2 separate regions of the Homo sapiens genome follow, and region 2 is linked to region 1. Evidence: chromatin loops called from intact Hi-C (ENCODE). Cell type or tissue: Caco-2. All regions are shown on one strand.

What was found. Peaks named below come from ENCODE experiments on the same cell type or tissue, not always from the same donor. Only the 100,000 strongest peaks of a DNase experiment are listed, where the experiment ranks them.
Region 2: a loop joins it to region 1, with 13 times the contacts of the local background. A loop is called at or near these places in 2 of 110 quality-filtered maps.

The regions. Positions count from the first base shown.
Region 1 is chr18:27,060,482-27,062,981 of GRCh38, reverse strand. The region is part of intron 2 of CHST9 (carbohydrate sulfotransferase 9); the gene reads left to right. It overlaps LOC105372036 (a long non-coding RNA gene), which reads right to left and starts at 2,170. Exons shown (of 2, transcript XR_001753383.3): 1 at 2,052-2,170; 2 at 840-1,960. In Caco-2, no CTCF peak of the experiment used is centred here; a DNase peak (open chromatin) is centred at 1,281.
Region 2 is chr18:27,196,941-27,199,440 of GRCh38, reverse strand. No RefSeq gene overlaps it. Among named protein-coding and RNA genes, the nearest start is that of CHST9, 13 kb to the right of the region's middle. In Caco-2, no CTCF peak of the experiment used is centred here; a DNase peak (open chromatin) is centred at 1,380.

The DNA.
Region 1 (2,500 bases):
GTGAGGTGTCAGAGCCCTGGCAGCAAAGAGTGGTTGGCTCCCGGCAGTAAAAAGAATTGACTCATCATTACTGGCCATCAGAGAAATGCAAATCAAAACCACAATGAGATAGCAACTCACACCAGTTAGAATGGCGATCATTAAAAAGTCAGGAAACAACAGGTGTTGGAGAGGATGTGGAGAAATAGGAACACTTTTACACTGTTGGTGGGACTGTAAACTAGTTCAACCATTGTGGAAGACAGTGTGGCGATTCCTCAAGGATCTAGAACTAGAAATACCATTTGACCCAGCCATCCCATTACTGGGTATATACCCAAAGGATTATAAATCATGCTGCTATAAAGACACATGCATACGTGTGTTTATTGCAGCACTATTCACAATAGGAAAGACTTGGAACCAACCCAAATGTCCAACAATGATAGACTGGATAAGAAAATGTGGCACATATACACCATGGAATACTATGCAGCCAGAAAAAAGGATGAGTTCATGTCCTTTGTGGGGACATGGATGAAGCTGGAAACCATCATTCTCAGCAAACTATCGCAAGGAGAGAAAACCAAACACCACGTGTTCTCACTCATAGGTGGGAATTGAACAATGAGAACACTTGGACAAAGGAAGGGGAACATCACACACCAGTGCCTGTCATGGGGTGGGGGGAGGTGGGAGGGATAGCATTAGGAGATATACCTAATGTAAATGACAAGTTAATGGGTGCAGCACACCAACATGGCACATGTATACACATGTAACAAACCTGCACATTGTGCATATGTACCCTAGAACTTAAAGTATAATAATAAAAAAAAAGAATTGACCAAACAACAGTATAAGTTTGAAGAGGAATGTTTTATTAGATAGGAGGAACGCTGCAGCAGAGTGCAGCTTCAGTAAGAGAGGACTGAGTGTGCCCAGTTGGATCTTCCGTAGGGGTATTTGTGGACTTAACGCAGGAGCTGAAGGGTGATTTGGACCATATTAGTCACATTGGTCATGAGAAATGATTAACATTTGTGGATGTTTTGGTGCCTTTATGTCGGCAAAGGTTGTACAATGGGTTTCGACATGCTTGCATTCCAGAAATGTATAGAAATTCTAGAAGTCTAATTACTTCTGAATTCCTCAGATAAGGAGTTTTGCCTCTAGATGACCTGCTTGATGGCCACCAGGTGATCTTTGCTCTCATCGAGAACAAGTGTAGGTCCCCTTTTCTTTCTGCCTTCATCACAGTCCCTCCAGCATTGCAAGGGGCCTCATGCACGTGCACTGGGGCCATTGATACACACATCAAAGCCCCAGGAATCCTTTGAACACTCCTCGGGCCTTGGAGCCTACACACCAATGATGCAATCTGGTCCCCTCCTCCAGAGATCTGATCTGGGCAGAGTTAGGTCAGAGAATTCTGGCATCCCAGGTACTCAGTGCATGGTCTAGGAAAGGTGTGGATGCCATATACAGACACCTGGGCCCTCCTCACCTTCTGTGAAAGTGATGTGTGTGAAAGAGAGCAAGAGAAGATCCTCTAAAGTACAGTGCCTGGCTGGGGAAGAGTCTCACGCCTACAATTTTTGGAACTGTCTTAAAGGCAATGCTCTTTCCTTTAGATTTTATTCCTAGTGTATTTAGCATTGAATATTATTTTTGTAGTTGGCTTGTGTATGCTTTCAGCTACAAGTAACCAAAAACTTGAACTTATACCCAAAAAGGTTAAATAACACATAACAAGAAAACCTGATGCAGGGTGGTCCCGTGGTGCATTAATTCAGAGGCTTGGTGACTTCATCCTTGGGGTGTGTTCCCCTCAGTCATTCTTGAAGTGAGTTGATTTTGTCCTCAGATAAGGAGTTTTGCCTCCAGATGATCTGCTTGTGGCCACCAGGTGATCTTTACTCTCCTCAAGAACCAGTGTAGGTCAAGAACCAGTCATCATGCCCAGATGTGACAACATGCACTGAAAGAAAAGGAGATGGTTTCTCCCATGCGTGTCTTTTTATTGGCAAGAAAAATCTTTTAATGAAGTTCTTCAACAGAATTCATCTCACCTATAGCTGGATGTGATGGCACATGCCTGTAATCCCAGCTACTTGGGAGGCTGAGGCAGGAAGATTGCTTGAGCCCAGGAATTTGAGTTTAGCCTGCTCAACATAGTGAGACCTCATCTCTAAATAAATAAATGTACATGTCATTAGCCAGAAATGTCAAATGACCACCTAAACTAAGGGAGATGGGGACCACGATGATTAGTTTACATGTTTTATGCATGTCATGTGAGAAGAGGGTTGGGTACCAGAGTAGAAAAAGAGGAGAATGGACTGTGGACAGGCACTCAGTTGTGTTTTTCACAGTAAATAAAGCTAGAAAGTTACTGCCCTTCCCTGACAATGCCAAATTCTTAGTCTTGTGCAAATCTTAGCTCTCAGTGACTGCATCTAGTTGGGACCCTCTTTTCAACATTCCCACTCTCCTTCCTGGAGCTCACCCGCACCCACTC
Region 2 (2,500 bases), 140 kb before region 1:
GAATAATAAGTGGTTTTCTTTTCTAGCACATGGAAAAAATAAATATGTCTTACCAGTGTATTATGATAGTAAAAAATAAGGAGAAAAATGTCATCAAGGACGACAACATGTTATCCACTGATTAAACCTCTCTAGGGACCTAGGGGCACACAAAGATGACCCAGAATAGGCTTGAGAGAGAGAAACTGTGGATGGAAATATAATAACCACCCACAAACATTTGAACATTACACCAGAAATGGAACTATATATCATTTCATGCCAGCTACAACTGAAAGTGATAACAGAAATTTACAAAGAGGTCAGTTTAGCTTAATCTTATATAAAAGTTCTCAGTAGTAATCCATTATCTTTGGGGTTTGGGAAGACTAATAATTTGATGCGGTGGATGTGCTTTGTCAGAATAAATTCATGACCCAGGTCAAATTTAAGTGTTTTATTTTTTTAAAGTTTTTACTACTGTCACATTTTAAAACATCTTTATATTTTTTATTTCCCCAAATACCTTTTATCTAAAAAATATTTTTGATGATTATTTGTATTTATAGTAACTCTGTTTCAGACATTTCTGAAAACTGGAGACTTTTTTTCAACTCACCAAGGTGATAATCAGTGCAAAATCAGTGTAAAAACTTAGTAAACTAGCAAGTGATATTACTTTGTCCTAAAAAGGATAATAATTTTTTTATATTGAGCAAAGCATTTTGCTGACTAAAATATAATATGTCTTACTCATAGTTCAATGCAGGCTAGACTGTCTTAAAATATAGATAAGGAAAGACATATTTAGGTGCTGAGAATCATAAAGATAGCATTTGTAAAAATTTTTAATTTTTAAAAAAGAGTAGTTCTGTGAAGACTTGTTGAATGCATTACTGAAACAATATTCCCACCACAAACAGCTGTTGTAATTTTTTTTAAATATTATGTAATGTATTTCATTCTTGCTTAAGACTAATATTTACCCAGAAAGATAATGGAAAGCTGCAAAACACATAAGAAAAATCTATAATCACTAAAGACATATTATAAACATAGTTTTAAGAAAGGACAGCTGATTAATTCACCCATGAAATATTTACTTGGGGCAGACTGTATTGATGGCCCTGGTTCAAACTGCAATAAAGTCAACAACAGTAGTCTTAACAAAGGCTATTTTAGCAATAATGAAAATGCTTGACTGAAATTCTTGAAAGGCTATGAAAAGTTTGAAGTTCAGCTTTAACACCGATAAGCAGAGCTATGTGTATTCTAAAGTTCAGTTTGATATAGTATTACCTGTGTTGCCAGCGGCAAGTTTCCTATAGATTACATCTCTCCATTCTCTCCACTTTTTTCCCATTCCGACTGCTAAGACATTTGTCCAGGCCACTATCATCTCTTGCCTAGATTAATGTGTCAGTTTCCTCACTCATTCTCTGCCTCCAGCCTTGCGCAGTCACCTCTCTGCCTGCAGCCTTGCACAGTTTCCATGCTGCAGACAGCATGAGCTTTCTGAAGTGTTAATCCCTTGTTTATTACCTCATTCTCCCCATTGATTTTGGAATAAAGTTCACACTCTTAAAACAACATGCAAGACCCTTGGTACCATTTGCAACCTCATATTACTCACTCCATCAGGGTCTATGCTGCAGCCATGCTAAGCTGCTCTTTGTTCTCCAAATATGCCATGTTCTCTCTCTCACCCCTGGAACTGGATAAATATTTTTCTCGCTGACCAGAAAGTCCACTTTCCTTCTCATCCCCTCTCTTTGTTTCCTATCCCCTCCCTTCATGCTTGAAATTAATTGCTCCTTGTAGAAACTATCTTTGATTCTCCTTAACTGCTACCCCAAGGTTAAGTGGTCCTCCTGGTTTCTTCCGAGGCATTGCCTTGAATGAATACTCAGTACCTTGAGACCCACTGACCTTATATTCCCAACACCAAACATACACCCAGACCACAGTAGACAATAAATATGTTAAATTAAATAAATGGTTAAATACATGTATCAGGATGAGACCCTGTACTACATTTTTTTTTTTTTTTTTAAGACAGGGTCTTACTCTGTTACCAAGGCTGGAGTGCAGTGTTTTAATCATAGCTCCCTATAGCCTTGAACTCCTGGACCCAGGTGATCCTCCCACCTCAGTCTCCTAAGTAGGTAAGACGACAGGTACATGCTACCACACTGGTTACTTTTTAAAAGCTTTTTGAAGAAATGAGGGTCTCACTGTGTTGCCCAGGCTGGTCTTGAACTCCTGGCCTCAGGCAATCCTCCCACCTTAGCCTCTTAAAGTGCATTTATTAAATGATGTGATTGAACTGAAAATATATTTATTCTTTGGTCTGTAGAACCCATCTTTATGACTTCTATTTAGCAAACAGAGGAGTCCAACATTGAGAAAAGTTTAATAAATGGGCTATTTGCAAAGATGTGGGTGAGTTTTAAGGAAATCACCCAGGAATAGTGTAGAATCTCGGGGTTTATTGAAGGGAATTGAAGGTGGTGCAGAGTTA